Linked DNA regions of Homo sapiens: region 1 is linked to region 2. A link is a loop called in an ENCODE intact Hi-C map of the cell type or tissue named here. Cell type or tissue: OCI-LY7. All regions are shown on one strand. Each heading gives the region's core, and the rest is flanking DNA. Links, peaks and the distances in the headings are about the cores only.

The links. Hi-C counts contacts between places; a loop is a spot of excess contacts. Peaks named below come from ENCODE experiments on the same cell type or tissue, not always from the same donor. Only the 100,000 strongest peaks of a DNase experiment are listed, where the experiment ranks them.
Region 1: it touches region 2 in a loop (5-fold over the local background); 5 of 110 quality-filtered maps call a loop at or near these places.

The regions. Positions count from the first base shown.
Region 1 is chr12:67,693,453-67,704,554 of GRCh38, reverse strand. LOC124902958 (a long non-coding RNA gene) reads left to right here and starts at 10,353. Exons shown (of 2, transcript XR_007063355.1): 1 at 10,353-10,603. In OCI-LY7, for the core only: no CTCF peak of the experiment used is centred there; a DNase peak (open chromatin) is centred at 5,564; H3K4me3 peaks cover 2,614 bases; H3K27ac peaks cover 1,998 bases.
Region 2 is chr12:67,751,523-67,762,624 of GRCh38, reverse strand. No RefSeq gene overlaps it. Among named protein-coding and RNA genes, the nearest start is that of LINC02421, 28 kb to the right of the region's middle. In OCI-LY7, for the core only: a CTCF peak has its summit at 4,166; a DNase peak (open chromatin) is centred at 4,314; H3K4me3 peaks cover 832 bases; H3K27ac peaks cover 1,857 bases.

The DNA.
Region 1 (11,102 bases), core at 3,091-8,090, 59 kb after region 2:
GGCCAAGGATAGACAGTAACCTGGCCTCACTGCCACACCAAAAACTAAATCAAGATGGATCATGACCTAAATGCAAAAGATAAAACAATAAAACTCCTAAAGAAAACAGGAAAAGATCTTCATAATCTTGGAGTGAAATTTCTTTTTTTTCCTCCCAGTTTTAAAAACAGCATACTCTACTTTGCTTCAAAAGCATTTCAACATTCTGAGAGAACTCAAATCTATGTATTAAGAGTAGGATGTAGGTTGCCTCTGGGGAGAAGGGGCAGCTGGAGCTTCAAGGAGCGTGCATGGGGGCTTGTCATCACGGGTGGTTGTCACCCAGGTGTGTTCATTTTGTGGAACTTCACAGTGCTCTATGCCTCCTCTATGCGTTCTTCTGTGCTATGCTGTGCCTCAATAAAAACATTAATAGGAAAGGGAGTCTTAGCGTTCTAATGATACCAAAAAAATAACAGAATGTTGCAAAGTGTGTGCTTGAGGTCAGAAGGCTTATGCACCTTCCTTGAAGCAGTACCTATGCAGTTTTCTGACAACGAAGACCTCTACAGTTTGTTTTCAAACTACTAGATTTAATTAAAAATAATCAGAACACTTCCCATGCCAGCCAGTGCCCCTTTTCCACAGCTAAGAATGTCAGCAGAATGTTATGTCACTGTATAGAAAAACAAGACAGCCGGAAGCAGTGTAAAGAGGTTTAGCCTCATCCTTGAGCTACAGCCCCCTCCAAAAAGTGCCACCTTCTACAGCATTACACCACCAAGCACAGACCATAAAAAGTCATCTAGTTTGTTTTGTTCTTTTTACAAATTACAGCTGATGTACAGTTGATAACTCAAGACTTCTAATCAATAACACTACCTTACACATAAGTTTTTTTTTTTTTAATTTCAGGAACATTTTTAATTGCCTTCTCTCACAGATCTCTAAATTCATGGAGTGAGGATAACAAAAGAGTTTCTTTTCATTTTAAAAATGTTTAGAAATATGGACAACTTTGATTGAATTTCTGGGTGCTTGTGACACCCATGAACACAACATAGAAACCACTTGCATTTCCTGGAGCGCTTCAAAAACTACAGTGTAATTATATTTCAATTGCGGAATGAAACCCAGTGAGAACAACAGACTCTCAAATAGGAGGTGGTCAGTTACTGCAGTTGTCCTGTATACATACACATGGAGACAGACATGCAGTTTTCCTCATTATTCTCTTTTGCATCCTCTTTTTCCCTTTCTCATACTCCTCACCTTACTCTTCCATCTTTTTTTCTGGTGTGTGCTAGATGATCTCTTTATTCCATCTGTATCAGGCAGTTCTTGCACTGCTATAAGGAAATACCTGAGACTGAGTAATTTATGAGAAAAGAGGTTTAATTGGCTCACAGTTCAGCAGGCTATACAGGAAGCATAGTGGCATCTGCTTCTGGGGGGGTCCTCAGGAAGCTTCCAGTCATGGCGGAAGGCAAAAGAGAAGCAGACGCTTCACATGGCAAGAATGGGAGCAAGAGAGAGAGCATGGGTTACAGGGGAGCTGCCGCAAACTTTTGAGCAAGCAGATCTTGTGTGAACTCAGAGTGAGAGCTCACTTATCACCAAGGGGATGGCCCAAGCTATTCATGAGGCATCCGCCCCCATGATCCAAACACCTCCCACCAGGCCTCTCCTCCAGCATTGGGGATTACAATTCCACATGAGATTTGGGTGAGGACAAATAGCCAAACTCTATCACCATCCCTTTGCTTTAGATTATAGTTGGCCACCTACTTCCCATACATCTCCTTCAACTTTGTTATAAGGTAGCTTTTCACCATCACTAAAATTATCCTGCATGTTTTATTTTTCTGTCACTGTATAACAAATTACCACACACTTAACAGCTTTTAACAAAGTCCAGCACGATGTCACCTGGTTCTCCTCTCAGGGAATCACAAGGCGGGAACCAAGCCATCAGCCAAGCTGGGTCCTCACCTGGAGGCTCTAAGTAGACATCACCTCCAGGCCCACACAGGTTGCTGGAAGAATTCAGTCCCTTGTGGTTGTAGGACTGAGGATCCTCTTTCCTTGATGCCTGTTGGCCAGGGCCTCTCTCAGGTCTTTTAAGGTTTCCTGAATTCCTTCTCAGGTGGGCCTGCTGCAACTTCAAGCCATAACCCCTTTACTCTTCAAATCTCTCTGACTTCTTCTGCCACCAGCTGGAGAAAGCTCTCTGCTTAAAAGGTCTCATGTGATTAAATTAGATCCTCCAAGATAATCTCCTATCTTAAGGAGATTACCTAACCCTGCCATGAAATATGATAACCACACTAGTGAGTGATGTCTCATCATATTCCCAGGTTCCTGGGATTAGGGGGAAATATCTTTATGGGGGCATTTTAGGAATTCTACATACATAACAGTCATCCAGGTTTTTGGCGACATCTCCGGTAGAAATGCCTAAATTTGTGGATTTACTATTGGGCAGAGATCTAAGTAGAAGAGGAAGGTGGGGCATGAGGGGAGGGTGTTATCATCTTTCTTCTTGCCTCCCTTAGTTGGTCTATAATCCTTTATTTCCTGCTCATAGTATACCACACCATTTCATCAAATTTGTATTTCTCTTTCACCACACATTGTATTCCACCTCTCAGTGTATTTCCACTTCTTGGAAACTGCAGTTTACAGAGGCCTCTGGATTATTATTTGTATTTTCCTCCCAGCATTGTCTTCATAAACAAGGCATGAGCAGACATCTTGCCTTTTGGTTTCTTGGGGTCACCTTTAGCTATCCTGACTGTGCTGTTTGTACTCTAGGCAACATAATGTACAACAGTTTCTCAGTGTTGCACTAGCTGTTTCCACAAGAACTGTCTCAGGCAAAGATTTCTTAAAACACAAAAAGCAATAACTGTGAAGGGGAAAAATATTGATCAATTGGACTGCATTAAAATTAAGAGCTTCAGTTCTCCAAAACCATTAAGAGAGTAAAAAGTCATACACTGAGAGAGAGATTTTCAAACATATATCTAACAAAGGACTATTATCTGGAATATTTAAAGCACTCCTTCAAATCAATGAGATACAGGAAAATAACTCGATAGAAAAATGGGCAAATGTCAGAATAGATACTGTATGAGAGAAGATGTTCAAACAGAAAATAAACATATGAAAAGGCACTCCATTAGTCATTAGGAAAGCACAGATGAAAATTAAGATGGAAAAATCCCAGTGACTCAGGAGAGGTTGAGCTGGGAGGACTGCAGTCCCAGTAACTCAGGAGGCTGAGGTGGCCTGAACCAAGGAGCTCGAGGCTGCTGTGAGCTATGATCACACCACTGCACTCCAGCCTGAGAAACAGAACAAGTCCCTGTCTCTGAAAAAAAAAATGTTTTTAATCATAATGCAAAAACTACAACATACCCTCCAAAATGACTAAAATGAAAAAGACAGACAATATAAAGCAACCAGAACTCTCTTATTCTGCTGACCAGAGTGTAAATTGTTACAACTACTTTGGAAAGCTGTTTGACAGTATCTACTAAAACTGAACATACCCATACCTTATACTCAGCAACTCCACTCCTAAAAATATGCCCAACAGAAATACATATGTATATCTAACAAATGGCATGAACAAGAATGTTAACAGCATTAATAGTAACATAAGCAGTATTTGTAATATTCCCAAACTGGACACAACCCAAATGTCCATCAACAATAGAATGGATACAAAAATCATGGTAAATTCATACAATATAGGAGAACAATATGCAAGAATGAGAATAAATAAACTATAGCTACATACAAAAAAAGGATGACTCTCACAAACATAATGTTGAGTGAAAAAAAAAAGCCCATTACAAAAGAGTACGTCAGGATTCCTTTTTCATAAAGTTTTACAACAGGAAAAAGTAATCTGTGGTTGTATTATTTTGGTGCAAAAGTAATTGCGGCTTTTGCCATTACTTTAGAGTTTGAATCCTGGCAGTGAATACTATACTGACTTTTATTAGGTTGGTGCAAAAGTAATTGTGGTTTTTGTCATTAAAGTAATGTGTGCAGGAAAACTGCACATTACTTTAATGGTAAATGCCGCAATTACTTTTGGACCAACCTAACAGAAATGAGTATAATATTTACCCTTGGAAGTGACTGTGAGTGGAAGGAGGCACAAGAAGGCATCTGGGGTTCTGGTAAGATTCCGATTATTGGACTGGGTACTAATTATATGTGTGCATTCGTTTCATGAAAATGAGTTGAGCTGTGCACTTATTTGTGCACTTTCTGTATGCACTTCATACTGCAACAAAATGTTTACATTGTGCAGAACAATGTATGTATCCAATATCTTTCCCACCCATGAGTACAGAACCACACCTGGTTTGTTCACTACAATATCAGCATTCCCCGAACAGTGTCTAACACACATTGTTGCTTGTTGAATGGAAGATTAATGACTTTTTAAGAGAATTTCCTTAATACAGCTGATTTTTTTTTGTCCTCATCAGTGGAGCTATATTTACCCGTTTTATCAGATATCTTTTGATATTGCAAGGCAGTTGTTTCAGGTAGACCAGCTTGCAGACAGGAGAGCTGAGAGCAAAATGCAGTGAGGGAGATGGAAATTAAGCTCCCTGAGGTCAAGAACTTTTATACTGCTTGCTCACAGTGCAAGGTGGTGCTGTTCAGATAACTTTATGTGGGTAAGTCATTTAATCCTCATAACAACTAATGAAGCACCTCACAAATGAGCTAACTGATGAGAAAATTAAGGCTTAGAGAAGTTTTATAACTCAAGTAGGGAATAACACTGCCAGGATTTAAACCCTAAGTATGAGTTTAACTATGGTACTATCTTCTTACCTCTGCACATAGTATGCACTTGAAAAATATTTGTGTAAGAGTACATAATGGACCTCTCCATCATACCTTGTGTTTCTCCTCCCCACTTCCCCACACAGGCATAATTGTGTACTTACGATCTGGTCTCAGTGGTGGCAGTGGGTGGGGGGAGCTGGGAGAAGGAGGGCAAGGGAGCCTTTTAGCCCAGCCTCCTAGTTTAGACAGGGTCGCAGACATGGACATTTGACATCATCCCCAAGTGAGATTATATGTGCAGTAACTTTCACTCGTCTGACTGGAGGGAGTTGTCCCTCACACAACCTTAAACTTGGGTCCCACTGCCTATAGTATACCCTGTAGAAATGCTTCTTTATGTTGAAATCTTTTGAAAAGCAAAATAATTACATTGCACTTACTTAAATGCATGTGTTAAGACTACTAATTTCTTAAACATAAACATTAAAAAGTATACCACAGTGTTTGTAAGTCTGTCTTGGCATTTCTTCACTTTCTAACACATCATGAGTATTAAAAATAAAAAAACGGAAGTGGCTCAGGCACTTCTACTTCAGAGAGACCCTGACTAATGCCTAAGAAGTTGGTTTCTGTGTGCACGGCAGGATTTTATCTCATGCCAACCAGGGGTGTAACTACTGCTACATGGGGAGACACAAAAAGCCCTTGGGCTAATGTGAATCAGTGAAACCCACAGAAAACTGAAAGCCTCATTCAATTTCAACTCTTTACCATGCAAGGCTTATTGCTAGGGTGGCTTTAAATAGTCACAGAAATGCTTGATTTTACTTTCACTTCCTTCCTTCCCCATCTCAAACCTCTGTAGAGGTTCTTAGGAGGTTTCGATGACTAAATCAGATGATAACAGCAACATCTTTCACTTAGACAGACTTTACAGAACCTTTCGGTTTGGTCTCCTTTGGTCCCCTCAAAAGCCCAGGCAACAGCAATGACTACTGTTGTTTGATAGTCCTGCTGACTAACAACCCCTTCTCTACCCCAAAAAATGTGGGAGTGACTTTTCCTTTCATTACAGAATACTAAACAGCCAAGAATGGATCTCATTCCCCGTGATGGGGAGAAGAAAAGCAATACAGTCCAAAGGCTGAGAACCTTAGTATTGCCTTAAAAGTGCTTTGCTTATTGATGCCTTCACCTTCAATTATATGGAAAATTTTTTAATGCAGTTTAACAATTTTACTGTTTTCATCTACTGAAAAAAAATCAATCCAACACTTCTTTCAACATGCACTATAAGCTTGTGAAACTGTCCATGTGAACGAGGTGAAGGAATCAATTTTTATTTATTGAAGAAACCAAAAGTGGGGTAGGGGTGGGAAGGAATACATTTGGCAGAGGATGAAGCCATGTTACTTCAAAAGGGGAAAAAAAGAATATAACATAAAAGGGAAAATATTTCAAATTTGTAAGGAAAAATTGTTTTCACCAGAAAAATTTCCTCATGCTCTCATTTTTGTTTGGCTTTGTCTACTCATGGCATTCCAAGCAATCTGTCTCTTAGCACCACAGCTGTGAAATATATGCACTTACGGAGACTTCCCGGTTAGCCTCTTCACATTTCACTGGGTTTCATTGTGTGCAATGTCTTGCCATTGACTCTCACACTGTGCTGTGTATACTGTTTCATAATTCTGTTTTACAGAATAGCATTTTCATCTAATAGAAGTTAACATAATAAGGGAAATGGTGACAATAATATATGGTCACTAAACCATATTGCCATTTTGGAACAGTTTATTATGTACACTATGATCCATGTTATTCTAAAAGAATGGATGCATTCATGAGTAAACATAAGTACAGACTTTATAACAGAAATTTGCCTCTACTAGATTAGGAGTTGGCAAACTTCTTTGTCAAGGGCTAGAGAGCAAATATCTTAAGCTTTGTGGGCTATGCTGTCTCTATCTCAACTACTCAACTCTGCCATAGCAGGGAAGGCACCCAGAGACAGTACACAATATATGTAGACAGTAGACAGTGGACAATATGCAATGAATGACTGTGGTTATCCTAAACTTTATTTACAAAAACACACGGCAGTCGTGTTTGTGACACAGAGATGTAGTTTCCTGACCTCTGATCTAGAAGATAGGTATGTTTGCAACCACAACACAAAGGCTGCCCTGAGACTCTAAGCACTAAACATCTGTTTGGCAATTTACCTGAAAAGTTGTGGTTTTTTTTTTTTTAAGTTAAAATTAAAATGACTTTTCTCCTGAGAAAATATTTAAAAGAGTAGGTTTTGGCAAGTAAGTTGAAGGACACACTAGTTATTTTTCTACATCACAATAAAATTAACATAAAACAGGTCATTGGAAATAAAAGAATTTTTTTTATACATTGAATACACTGCCAATGCCTGGATGAGCCTTGAGCATCACAGATCTTTGGCTTAAAGCTTTGCCCATGTCCAGAGTCTCCCTCACAGGAAATCGATTGTAGAAGGTCAAGTTCATGTGTTTCCAGACTCACCTCCTCCTTTAATCTTGGTGCCATCGTTGGCCAGTGTACTGACTATTATTAAGGCAAAGCCAAGACTTGTAGAGATTCTGTATGATTTTTCAAGACATTGAAAAATGATTTAATTTTCAATTTGAGGTTGATGGTGATAGTCCTTTCCTTAATTTGGGAGTCTTCCTGATGTTTTAACAGACATTTCCCAGTCAAAAATTTGTTTGTTTATTTTACTGTATCTTTCTTGAGACAGGGTCTTGCTCTGTTGCCCAGGCTGGAGTGCAATGACACAATTACAGCTCACTGCAGCCTCTATCTCTTGGGCTTGAGTGATCCTCCCATCTCAGCCTGCCAAGTAGCTGAGATCACAGGCATGCACCATCACACCCGGCTAATTTTATTTTATTTATTTATTTTTATTTTTGTAGTGACAAGGCCTCCTTATGTTGTCCAGGCTAGTGTCAAACTCCTGGGCTCAAGTGATCCTCCCACCTCGGCCTCCCAAAGTGCTGGGATTACAGGCATGAGCCAATGCTGAGACAGGAATTGGTTTAAATTACAAACAAATGAACTGAAAAGAATCCCATGTCAGGTGGCACATTGTTGAGCATGAAGGGAAAGCAGTGTTATTCCCTTGCCTACCTAAATTTCTTTCTGCACTGAGCTGCCGCCTTAGACATAAAACACTGGCAGGAAGTAGAAATGATTGTATTACAGTATTAGTGCTTGCATATTAACAGAATTTATTCTAAAATATGCAAGTCACATAAATTGAAAGATTGTCTTGTTAAAGAACAGGGCTGCCCTGCTGAGTCCCAAGATAACAGGAATAGACCTGCCTTCTTATTTCTCAGAAAACAGGAGGCAGCATCTTGGGCTGGAGCAGAGGGGAAGGATTCTGTCTCTAGAATTCCTTTCCTATCTTTCCCTGGCTGACCCTGTCTTACAGATCTTTCCTTGTCTTAAACTGGGCTTCTCCAATGGCATAGCGATTAAGACAGCAATTTTACACTACTTTTTATTACTCAACATCTGACTGCAATATTTATTTTCATATTTGGCATTGGACTTTTATTAGCCTTCCTCCTTGAGGTGTTCAAACAAAGCAGGCAGGAGGACAGGCAGCTCATCTCCTGTGTGGTCAATGTCTCTTGAATAAATGAATGAATGAAAATCTGCATTTATTCATTCATCCATTCCGTGAAAATTTATTGAGTACCTACTGTATACTAGTAAAGAAAACAGGCAAAATTCCTGTCCTAATGGAGCAAACATTCTTTAAATTCAGAAAATTTTAAATAATGATATTAATTTAACAAGTGGAAAGTTCTACGGAGAAAAGTAAAACAGGAAAGGGGAAAGGGAATCCTATAGGAACTGAGTAGCCTAGTTATGGTAGCCATGGAAGCCTTAAATACAGTAGCCAAGGAAGCCCTCACTAAGGAGACATTTGAGCAAAGACTTGAAAGAGGTGAGAGAGAGAGAGAGCCTTGTTGACTTCTGAGGGAGAGAGCTCCAGGTGGAGACAATAGGGGTAGAGCAGAACCCTGAGGTAAAAGCTTGCCTATGGGAGAAACAGCCTGGGGCCCGGAGGCTGAGAATATAAAAAGGACAAAAAGGAAGAGGCTCAGACCATGGAAAGGACTCGGGCATTTATTCTAAATGAGGCAGATCAATCGCTTGCTTTTTCAGGTTTTCAAGAGTCTATTAGGGCATGACCTGTTCAATGGCTTTAACCCCTCATTCCGATAAAACGAGTTGACCCTACATGTCTGTTATTCTTTCATTGTCTATGTTTAATTTTCTGATGCATGAAATAGGAATAACACCTAGCTTTCCTTACAGAGGTGGTTGAAGGGATCCAATGACCATCAATATGGAAGCATAAATTTAGACTGTTCAATAAATTGGCAACACAACTATTTCAACAACTTTCTATTAAGTGCCTACTATGGGGAAGGCAAATTAAACCTTTGTGTAAGAGAGGAAGGAAAAAAGATAAAAGAATTGGAAGGGGCTGGAAAGGAAAGCAAAACCAGTAAGATGGGGGAGGAGGAATAAGAAAAGGGAAAGAAAGGTGATAGTTTCATGTGTCTAACCACAGGGATAAAGAGCGTGGCATTTGGGGTTGGATTGACCTGGTTTCAAATCTCAGATAGTCCACCTACTGGCTGTGTGACCTGGAGTAAGTCCCCACTTTGAGCCTATTTCCCTCTATGTAAAATTGGGGTTTGACATCTGCCTTATGGCACATTGTCAGGATTAAAAGAGAGATTGCACTAAATACCTAGCACAATGCCAGCACTAATTTACTTAGTAAATATTAACTACCTTCTTATTATAATTGTCATCATCATCAGCAGCAGCAGCAGCATCCCAGGAGGACAGGAAACTAGAAGCAGCTCTGCATTTTCTGACAGGGGAAGATAAAAGTAGGAATAGGAAATGCCTCTTGAATGGAAACTCAATTGAGTTTAGAATTCATTTTAAAAGCAGCTGACTGTAAGATTATGCACTGGGACTCAATTTATTACATGAATTGGGATGAGCCTAAAGGGACATCTTTTCAGTAATTCAAATCCCCAGGAAGTTGGCTTAGCTGGGAAACAGGAGTTATCCTGGAGAATATATATCTATAGGAAAGAACATAGAATTCTGGAAAAACTTGGTGATGATTCCAAATTAAAAACAAATATAGAAGACCTTGTGTGACTTGGATAAAGACTGTAATGTATTAGCAGTTCCAGGAAAAGTAAAAGACAGATTTGGAACTGAGCAATACAAAAATGAAATAGTGCTATGCCAAGGAAGAAGGGATTGAGTTAATCAGCTGCCAAGTGCCTTTCCATTTGGGACAGACAACGATTGTAGCTGGCAGCAGGAACAGCCAAAGACTTGATATACATGAATCTCACAAAATTGTCTGAATATATTTTGTTCTGTAATGGGCATCTGCCACTTTTTTGTTTGTCTGGTGTTCCTTACTGCAGAAAACTGCCCCTCCCGAACTCCAAATCATTCTCTTGAGTCTATGGATCAAAGGGCCCTGCTTCTCCCACTACCCTGTGATCCAGGGTGTTCAATCAGAACACCCCATTTCCTGAGTCACAGTGATTGGTCCAGAGGAATACACATGACCCAAGCATGGCCAATCAGTGCTCTCTGGAGTAATTGTCATGGATGCTGGCCGTTGAGTTTCTCCTTTTGAGACTGCTAGCTGTCAGTACCATACAACCCTGGAGCTACCTGAAGCCTTCTTGCCACCATGTGGAACAAGACTAAACATCAGGTCCAAACCTAGGCAAAAAGAATCAAAAGTGAGGGGAGAGGGGAAATGAGAGAGCGGAGAGGGCGGAGGGGAGATTTTGCTACTTTAACTCGAATTGGGATTCTTTTCATTTGATTAAGAAAAGCATGAAAGATAAAGCTGATTAGGGAAGGACCCTGCTCTGGCCTCTGGATTTCACCTTTTCTAAATCATTGTGATCCTGAGGATTTGCATGAATGGAATACTTTGGGTCTAATATGATTTATTGACTTGTGTTTTACTTGTATTTTCATCAGTAAATATTTCTGAATATATCTCTAAAAGATAAAGACTCTTAAAAATACCCATGATACCATGATCACCCCTAAAAGAATGGTGAACAGTAATTCCTTAATGTCATAAAACTCCCAGTTAATGTTCAAATTTTGGATTTGTACACAAGATTTAAAGTCAAGCTGAAAAAAAAAATGTGAAAGAAATGAAGACTTTAACCAAGTGATAAAAGCAATTTGTGGCAACC
Region 2 (11,102 bases), core at 2,029-7,028:
CAGCAGCTGTGCTTTGGGTGAACTTTCTTCCCTCCGATTTTGGCTAATATCTTGATGGCTTTTTTACAGCTTCTGATACCACAGCTCATTAGCACTTAGTGAAAACATCTATACTGAATTCTTACCTTCCTGAGTCTAACTTAACTTCTGGTGACTTGGGGGTGAAGAGAGAGGGGGCTGACAATATTTAATTTGGAATGGGCTGAGATATATTTTTGTGGGTAGATATTTTTCTCTGCAGGATTGACCACCTAAATGTTCAAGAGCTACAAATGAAGAATGACATGCTTCCCATGCCATTGGCAAGGCCTCAAGGGTCTCAATAAAGCATCACTTAATATTCATGAGGTTTCTTTCATGCATGCCCTCCTTAGTCTCAGGCTACAGAGCGGGTTAGGTGGAGGTGCTTATGAAGTACTCTCTGATGAACAGAAGCATAAATCTTGAGTTTAATTAGTAATGCTATTCAGCTCCAAGACGAGCTGACATGCCCTTTGTAGGGCTTTGAGTTGGTAAAGCCAGGGGATCAATATCACTTTAAAGGTTGTTTCTCTCTGTTCACACATAGAGCACAACAAAGGAAAGAATTCTTCTAGGAAACAGCAGAGAGATCAGTTTCTTCAAAAGTGGGTGAAGATGTAGACAATGACCATTTTTCACAACAAACATCAGCAGAACAATTTTGTGTTTTAAACACAGATTTAATGGGTGGGTTTGTGTGAATGTGTGCATTTGGCAAAGTTCTCAAGAGCTGTTCTTTCTTCATGGGGGAAGAAAAGAAACTCTCAGCAAAGGCCAAGGAAACTATTTCAGCTAAGAAAGGAACTGCAATGGTTTGTAATGTAACTCATGAAATAATTGTAGCCAGAGCCAGAAAATGCAGTCATTGGGAAAGCCTCAGTAAGAATAAGACTGTGAGGGGCCCCAGACAGCTGTGCTTTCATCTTTACCATCTCTACTACAGGAAAATGACCTTACAACGACTTTCAAGACCTATATTTCTTTATGAAAGAAACTATTAGCGGGAATAAGAAAATTATAGACGGGGCCTAAAAATGGAATAGAAGAGGAAGTTCTTTTGAGTTTACTTAGAAAGAAAATAATTAAACTCCTTTGAAATTATCTTTTATCTTAAAGTACAAAAGAGGCCCTTGGGGAGGGAAGAGACCATAAGCAGGACACATGGTCAGATCAGGCCTTCACAGGCCAATTGCTGAAACAGATGAAATTAAAAGCCATTGATTTAATTAGGTCACCTTAGCACTTTGATCAGGGAGACCATTTACCAAGTGTGACGTTGCTCGATATTTGGCTATTACAACAGAAAGAAGAAAAGACGGATCAGTGGTTGAAGAAGCGCTCATGGATATGCACAGAGACAAAGTGTATAATGAGCAAGTGAGTGTTCCCTGTGGTTGCTGGGGTCTGGATTTGCGTTTGCTCTCCTCAGATGCCCTTCTCTGCCTTTTTCTGTCCTGTTCTGTACCGCAGAGGCGGCTAACTCCTACACACTGTCTAGGCTACTGGACCATTGGCTTTCTATTGGAATTGCGACTAGAGAGTGGGAGGAAAGACAGATATGGGTATTTTCCTCTGCTCTGCCCTCTACTTTCACTGCTAAGCTCTGACAAGGCAGCATCTTCTCAGGCCACTCTCTCCAGGCCTCTAGTTCTCAGTGGGCTCTGGGAACACCATTCCCCTACCTTTCAGCTCTGCAGGTGATAATGGTTTTCTGCTCTTGCTAATCTCTGGTTGCCTCACCATCTCCCTTCACCCTACTCACACCTTTCACAATAGCCCCTCTTACATTTGCTTCACTCAAACCTCTGGAGTTGAACTGTTTTTTTCTGCCAGAACACTGACTCATATAGTCCTAGATAACTTGTCACACACACAAAAAGACTACAATTGTAATCTAAGGCAAATGGCTACAGTATACCATTGGTACCTTATTTAAATGCAATGCCTTCATGTGGAAAATAACATGACATTAGTACAGAGGTCAGATTCGGAGTTTGTCGTTTTCTCATTGTTTTCAGCAGGGGTCCATGATCTTTCTATAGGCATAACAGAAGTCTGGGCCAGAGCTCCAGATATCCATTATAAAATCTACATTACTAGGAACCCAGAAAGATAAAACAAAACAGCAGAAGTTAGTTGTAGCAAGTTTTCTGAGTAGTGTTAATGTTACAGTCTTGCGAATGCACCACAATGTAGCAGTCTCTTGTTGTTTCAGGTATCCCAGGGTTCTTTGCCTCGTGACCAAGAAAATTAAGGAGCGTGGACACAAAGGGTGAGGTTGGAATGAATGTTTAATAAGCAAAAGAAGAAAGCTCCCAACCAAGGAGAGAGGGCCCAAAACAGGGTTGCCAACTATGAGGCTGAGTCCAGGGTATGAATGGACTGGGAAGGGGAGGAATGTGCTGACTGGTCTGCAGGCTGTTTTGGAGAAAGCACCACTTAGAAAGAGGTATCATAGTGTAAAGAACCAATTGGAGGCAAAGGCGAAGGTTTGGCTTGGGACCTTGGCCTGGGACCAATCAGAGGCTGAAGTGATGACTCAACCTATGTAAATGAAGACTTAGCCCACTGCCAATTACAGAAAGGTAGGCATATGTAAAATAGGTGAAAAGTAAGAAACCAGTAGGTGAAAATAAGTGACTAAGGCATGCCAAGGAGAGAGAAACATGTCCAAATAGGGGTAGAATTTGTTCATCTGGGTTTACCGAGTAAGTGTTTCCATTCAAGGATGCAGTCTCTTTCTTATCTGGGGCCCGCAGTTTGATTTTCAGGCTGTTCTTTGTTTGAATGAATTTTTACCAGGGACTCACCCTAACTGCCTGCCTGACTGGTTTCTTACTTTCTCCTCTCTCATTAAGAGAGTTTAGGACCCTACAAATATTTCCCAAATAACCATTTATAAAGGAATAGAGACATTGTGCATTTGCTTTTCCCCGGCTATAAGAAGGTAGTTAAGGCAAGACACTGGTACTTAGACAAAAGAGAGAGAGAAGAGGAGAAAGGGGAAGAAGAGGAGAGAGGAAAGAAGGAAAGAAAGGGTTGAGGGTGGGGAAAAGAGAGAACTATAAATTCTTTCTTAAATTTCAGCTAGGGCTAGTAAATTTTCTTTTTTTGAAAACTGAATAATTTTATTTGCAGAATTAATGGCAAGATTTTTGCTTTGTAAAAAGGGCCAGCCTACATAGATACTTAATTTATAACCTGGAACTGAGAGGCCTTTCCTGAACAACTCTATCTAAAATATTTCACCCTCTCCCATCCTTGGTCCTCCACCATAATCCACTGCCCCATGATGTGTTTCATTGTTTTCACCAGGCACTTGGCACCACCTAACATTACATGACGGTGCTTATGTGTTTGTTGATTGTTGGTCTTGCACCCAGAATACCAGCTCCATGAGGCCAGGTGTGCTGTGTGCTGGTTCACCAGCACCAGGTAGACCGTGGGCATCAAGGTTCATGTGAACAGGGGAACCCAGCAAGGCTGGACCCCTGCAGTGGTGATTTCTCCTGAAAGGCACGTGGATGGGTGGTGTTGACCAAACAGCTGTGATTACATTTTCTCTCAGGAAGTCTGAATCCAGGACACTTACTTACTCAAAGGCAATTCTCTCCAAAAATTACTTTTTTGTGAAAACCTGTTTCAGGGCTTGATTCACATGTTGTTCGTGGCAGAGAATGAAGTGTCTCTTTTCTCTTCCTTAGTGCTGTGTTTTCTTCCTATGAAAAGAAAAAAAGAAAAGACTCCAGATGGAGAGCCTCAAATTGTCGGCAGATTTGAAACTCCCCTGGAATTTGTATTGGTGATGCAGAGTTTGGTGCAGACTGACAAGTGAGTAATCTTCTATCTTATCGCTTCAATTTCAGGCTTCAGAGATGCCCAGCTCTGTTGTTCAAAGAGTTTTATTAAAAATTTGTGAGGAGGGGAAAGCAGTCTCTGTGGGCCTGTCTGATTTCATTATCTCTGACAGAGCATGCAGATGGAGCAGAGCCAGTGGAAGTCCACAGACAGCCATTCATGGTGCTGGGCTAAAGCAAAGGCCTCCGGAGCCTCCCCGCACTGATCATACATGTTCTAATCTGGTGGGATCTTAGTCCATGTTCCATTGCTTATAACAGAATGCCTAAAACTGGGTAGTTTATTTAAAAAAAAAAAATTTACTTCTTAAGTAATGAAGGCTGAGAAGTCCAAGGTCACAGGGACACATCTGGTGAGATGGGGACTTGCTGGTGGGGCCTCTCTGCAGCATCCCCAGACAGAACAGGGAACCACATAGCAAGGTTGCTCAGCATGCCGGCTCAGGTTTCACTTCCTCTTATAAAGCCAGCAGTTCCACACCTGTGATAATTCATTAATCCTTTAACCCATTAATCCAACGATGAATAGATTAATCTATTCATGAGGGCAAGCCCTCATGACCCAAACACCTCTTAAAGGCCCCATCCCTCAATACTGCCACACTGGAGATAAAGTTTCAACATGAGTTTCGGAGGGGACATTCAAACCATAGCAGGATTTCTCATACATGAATTCATGTCTGAGAAACATACATGAATCTCAATACATAACCCAGTGTATACTTCTCAGTTATTAAACTATAGCAGTCTAGTCAAAAGACACAGACCTACTAATCCCCAACCTTCAAATTGCTTCACTTAGTGCAATTTCTGCTGTTGCTCATCTCACTAGCAAAACTGCATTCTCTGATAATTTTTCCTATAAGTCCAGATTGAGCGACAAGCTGCCATCTGTTCCTCTGCCAGCTTGGATGCATAGTTGGAATCTAGCATTCCATAAAGGCATTCGGATTGCATTCAGACAATGTTTCAATCATCCTAAGTCTAGGTACAGACCTCACAGTACTCTCAAAGGCAAGGATTGGTCTGATAGCACCCACTAAAATGGAGGTCCTGGGGAGGGGGCAGACTGGCTTGCCTGTCCCATAAGAAGGAGCACTAGGTCACATGAAGGCAATTAGCCCAGCCAAACAATCTGCCCCTTCCCATACATATTGTTCTAGTTGCCAAGAGGGGTCTCCAACTTTAAGAGTGGCCATACTGAAAGATGTCCAATGGAGTTTTGTAAAGAATTGGGATGAATGAAGGGCTGGAAGGAGTGCACTGGTAATACAGAATGGGCAAGAATGCAGAATGGGCAAGTAGATAGTCAAGAGCCCCAGCCTGGCAGTCTGGATTTAAACCCTAGCTCACTCACTGGCTTCATCCTAGCCTTTCTCCACTCTCGAGAAATGGTAAGCTCAACTGAGAGCTTTATAAAAATGTCCATGTCTGGGCACAACCCCCAAAACAATTAAAATAGAATCAAATTAGAACCTCTGCTACTACCTAAAAGTTCTAGCAGAATGCATAAGGTTGCATGATTCAATATATTAAAAGTCTGGGAAAATCGGAAATGCAGAAAATGCAAAGCAAATGAAGAGGATAAGTTTCTTTGGTTCTCCTGGCCACACTCACTCTGAGAGATGGCCGTGGCATTGCTAGAACCAAAGGGTTTCCAACCAAAGAGAAAAGTAGAGCTAGGGTGACCCAGGGCAGGGAGGGCTACCTCCTGCTCAGGCCCCAGTACTCCCTAGCTGCCTTGAGGTCTTTGGATACTCCCAGACCTGTGCTCAGGCTATAAAACTACCTCATCTACCTAAGGCCAGGCAGCACTACTTTGATTCTTTGTTAAAATCCCACTGACCACCAAAGATAAAAACATCGCCACTTCCTCAATAGACCCCCTTCCATCTTATCTAAGACTTTGTTCTTGCTTAATCTAACCTATTTCCTTGCACAAGAGAAAGAGGATGGCTTTTTTTTCTTTTATGTTAGAGGCCGTATTAAACTTGGCAGTGGTATAGACTTTCATTCAAGGATTCACTGCCCTGTTACAGTGGGGTTGTGCAGGGCACTGTCCATAGAGCTATAGGTGATAGCCTTGGCCCTAAGGTCTCTGAGGTAGACACAGATTAGACAAGCATGCTACAGACACAAAGTGCAAGTGAGTGAATTAATAGCCACACACACACACACACACACACACACACACACACGCAGGAAGCCATTAGCATGGCAAAGAAAGGAACATCACAGCAATAACAAAACCAGGAGAAAACCCATTTTCTTTTTCTTTTCTTTTTCCTAAGTGAACTCAGCAAAGGTAGAGAATGACCCATTTTAACCTAGACAGTGATCAAATGGTTCGTGTAAACTGTGATTTTCACTGCTTCTTCCCCAGCCCAAGAAATAATGCTTTTCTTTGAAGAACTGATGTTGCACTCTAAATGATACATTTGGCACTAGAATTCAGCGTTCTGTTTCTCTGTAGGATGATAATGGAAACTGGATATATGTCTAATTCTCAACTTACATAATTAGTAACTTTATACCATGCAAAATTAAAAAAGAAAAAAAATGTCCTGCTACAAGATAGCATCTCAGGAGGTAAAGCTGAAGTTGTTCTGTAGGTTTAAAATTATTTAGTATGAAGACTTCTTTAGCCCTGAGTTATTACTGCTTGCTTCTTCTGTTAACATTGCATTATTATTATTATTATTACTACTACTACTGATCACTGTGAAGAGGAAATATCACCATAGAAACTTGGAGGCTAGAGAGTGGGAGGGAGAAGGGGAATGGCTCCGATACAGAGACTCAAAACCACAGCTCTCTGCATCTCCTGAGAAGCCTTTCAGAAAGGTGTTTTCTTCAAAGAGAAGAATTTAGGATTAGGTTTTCTATCTCTAGTTTTCATGAGACCCCAGTGCATGACACAATTCACTCTTTGGTGAATAACCCCATGGAGGGCAGAGCAGACCAAATAAGAAAAGAAAAGAAATGAAGATTAGCTAGAAGACACTGCATCTGTAATGGGATAAATCAACCAGTCCCCTTTTCTTCTCCTTTTGGTTCTTCAGGTATGTAATTATTATTTCTTATCCACAGACTCAATATGCCTTTTTCCAGAACATGTAATCTTAAGTTGACTTAATAAAACTATACTTTTGATCTCAAATCTTCTTAAAAGTTGGGTTTCAGTTCACTAACCACTTCAGGGGATTCACAGAGGTCTATGCCACAGTCAGTCGTAATTAGGAACTGACTTGGGCAACAACTGGAATCAGGACCTTTTTTTAAAAAAAAAGTATTTCCCCTGAACAAAGAGAAGTTCCTCCTTTGGTGAAATGCATCTTTGTAGAACTAATGGCTAATTTCTTGTTTTCTTAAAGGGCGTTTTATCTCCTCCCTGGAATCTCGATCAGAGAAGTAGGGTTTCTTCCCCACCTCATTCTCCCCTCACCCCAGACACACACACACTTGCTTTCAAATTCTTTGCTGCTGAAGGTGTCCCTTTGGCACACACACAAGGAGAGAACAGCCTCTCCAAGCATATCTTTTAAAGTGAGAGGAGCAGGGTCGGCAACTGCAACCACAGCAAACAGTCTACATCAAGAGTGCACAGTCTTGCCTCATAGGTGAGAATTCAGGCCAATTCAAATATTTCCAAAACACCTCTCAGAGCCAAACGCTCAGCCCCGTGCACTTAGGCAGCAAACACTGCAGTCCTCAACTCGGGGATGCAGTCCTCCCTGTTCACGTTTGATTAGGTTCACCTAAGAATATTGACACTCCCGATTTCAAGTTACTACTAGATCTAGTCTCTGAGATTTGCAGAACTCCATACCATAGCTGTCATTGGATGAAGTCTGTACTAAACTCTTAATAATAATCATTAATGTTTAATAGAACCAAACAACGTACAAGTTGCTTTTACATCCACTGTATCTGGTGCATAGTAGGCACTGTGAAATGAGAAATGGATGAATGCAAAATGACGTGATTTTTAAGAGATTAAAATGACCTACCAATGCTGAGGAAAAGGGGGATGATGAGAAGTCTCCCTGGTGTTAGAGTGAGCTTCACTTTCCAGAAGAAATTTCCAAACATCTATAGTTATGACAGCGTTCCATCTAAATTTCCAAAACAGTTCCCACTTTGATTAATGTGCCTTCTTGTTGCCGTAAATACCCTTGTACTTGCCATATTGGGTACCTTGTATTCTTAGTTTATAGTCAGCATAATTCAGACTTGCTGTGATTTTTGCTGCACAACCAGGCCTCTTAAACATAAAAAGCAGTCCTAGGTCACTCTCAGTTTCTGGGCTGCAAGCATACTACACATATATATGTATGTGTGTATGTGTGTGTGTGTATTGTGTGTGTATGAAGAATGCCAAATCAAAGTTACAAAAGTTGTGAGATGATTTATACATCAGCATTAAACAATTGAATACCTTGAAGCCCTCCAAAATACAGTGTAATATGATTGTGCTATTCACGTGAAATTTGTATAATTCTGTGTGTGCGCACACACACACACACTCACCCTCTTTGGATGGTGTGGTTTGTTACTGGGTCACCAGTTTAATGATATATAAACATCTTTTGGTCTTGTCCTTGGATCCCCATAGTTCTGGCTGGCTAGAAGTTCATTTGGATATCATATTAAACACCTAAATGGGGGATGCTGTATTGATACTAAATGCCCTTCTGGCTGCCAGGTGAAAGGCCTTAGGGTGCATGCTAATAAACCAGCCCTGAAGATTAGTACAGGTTCCGAGTAAACTGTTCTGCCTAAGAGGAGACAGCACATTCCCAGAAACAGACTGGGAGCATTGTCTGAGCTCTGTCCTTTGCTGTCCTTGCTTTGAGCTCACAGTTTAGGAAGAGCTGGGAAAAGCCCTGTGGCCTGGAAACAATTTCATAGGCTGAATCATTTTTAAAACTAACTGGAGAGTTGTTAGAACCTCCATTATGGGCTCTCTTTTCCACAGTACCTTCAAAGGGAGCGATAGGTAAAGCACAAACAGAATCAGCTTTCAAAAGTTCCCTGGCTTCCCACCTGCTGCTGCTGCGGGCTTCCTGTGGGAAAAGGGAACCGCTGGCCTGTGGGAGAGGAATCAGCTATTTCTCAAAGCCACTGGGAGAGCACTTTTCAAAGGCAAAAGGAAATCTTCCCATGAAGCTGTTAGTTACCAAGCCCGCACTGAGCAAGACAGTGGTGGTGAGTTTTAGGGATGTTTTAAAGCATAGGAAGGGAGAGTTTTACTTCTATGTCTGTTAGCATTCATAATCTGTGTCCTCACAGGCCCTATTCCTGGGGCATCAGTACTTACAAGTGTTAGGATAAAAAGATTTTTGGTCAGGCACATTGGCTCACACCTGTAATCCGACACTTTGGGAGGCTGAGGCGGGTGGATCACCTGAGGTCAGGAGTTTGAGACCAGCCTGGCCAACATGATGAAACCCCACCTCTACTAAAAATACAAAAATTAGCCAGGTGTGGTGGTGCACACCTGTAATCCCAGCTACTCAGGAGGCTGAGGCAGGAAAATCGCTTGAACCTGGGAGGTAGAGGTTGCAGTGAGCCAAGATCATACCACTGCACTCCAGCCTGGGCAACAGAGCGAGACTCTGTCACCAAAAAAAAAAAAGATTTTCTACTAAATTAAGGAACAGAAATATAACATGGCACGCAACAGGTTAAAATAAGACTTAGGAACTCCTGTATGTTCCTTCTCTCCTACCACCCTCCATGAATGCAGGGATTGGTGCTGGCTTTATGAAATATCTTTCCTCTATTAGGATTGCCACCTCTCCCCTCTGACTCTGTCCTTATCGATAGCTGTCCAGGGTCTGGGTCACTTCATTTGGTATAGCCTTGGGTCAACTTATTTAATTACCCCATATTTATTTTAGTGATTAAACCATGGAGAGAGTGGAAAGCAAGGGATACTGAGAGTTTAAATATTGTTTCAGCTCCATAGAGGCAGACATCACTGAAAAGTCTGAAAATGTTATATTAGCCATGCAGTCAGTATCTGTGAGCTTTCTCTCATATGTCTACTCACAGCATTGAGGAGTACATAAAATTGCTAGGTAACTAACAATAATAACAGTTTTTATTGAGCACTCGTATGTGCAAGGGAAGGTGTTAAATGCTTTTTATACATTATTTAATTCAGTCAACTCCTGAGAGGCTCGCATTATTTCTTCCCCTTTTGCAGATGAAAAACTGAGGCTTAGAAAGGACAAGTGACTTGTCCAAGGTCACACAGGAGTGTGACTCAAGATTCAGACTCACACTGCTTAACTCTAAAGACAAAGATGAGAGAGAGGGAAATATGTGCTGAAATTCTTACGGCATTTGTCACCTATTCCAGTCATCTGAGACTTAACATAGTCTAAAATGTGTCAGTTATCATTTCAAGTTTTATAATCACATTAAGATTGCAAATTCCTTGAGGTCAAAGACCGAGTTTTCTACTTCTTTATATTCTTCAGAGTCCCTAACATAGCAATTTGTACAAAACAAGCAACTAATAAATATGTACGTTAATAAATCTAAAAGAGGGGAGTTAAATTATTATCGTGAGTTGAAGAAAAAAATGAGCCTACTAAGATAAAAGAGGATGAAGATGAGGATTTGTCTTCCCCATTTTCCAGGATATGGGTCATTTTAAAAAGACAAATTCTGGGTCTCTCTCAAGCTCCAAAGGAGGGAACTATCCCAGGTTAATTAACTTTCTGAAATAGCTACCTTGAAAAGGAGGAGGGCAGTGGAAGCCTCCAACAGCCTCCTGAATATGTCCATGGGAAATGATTCCAGCAAAGCTCCAATGTAAATCAAGCTCGGCTCCCCAAAGCCCCAGATTCATACAATTTCAGAGGCTCATCCCTTTAATCTTTCTGCTGTCTCTTGAGGGCTTATAACTTCCGCAGTGGCTGGAGGGCCGAAGGAGTCACAGAAGCTCAGCCCTGATGCAAAAGTAAGCAGAAAGAGACTGTGAGCCATCAGGAGTGAGCAAGATAAGCAGCAGTATCCTCTAAGCAAAAACCCCCAGGCAGACATGCCAAGGACCAAGGTCCCAGAAAGTTTATAGATTCCAACAGGGTTGGAAAGAGAAGCACCCTTACAGCACAGCCTCAAAGAAAGCCGAGCAAAAGGGCCATGCTGTTCTCATCACAAGAGGGCTGTGTTGTCTACAGTCTCCTTTTGAGAAGTGTGTCTCCCATATGT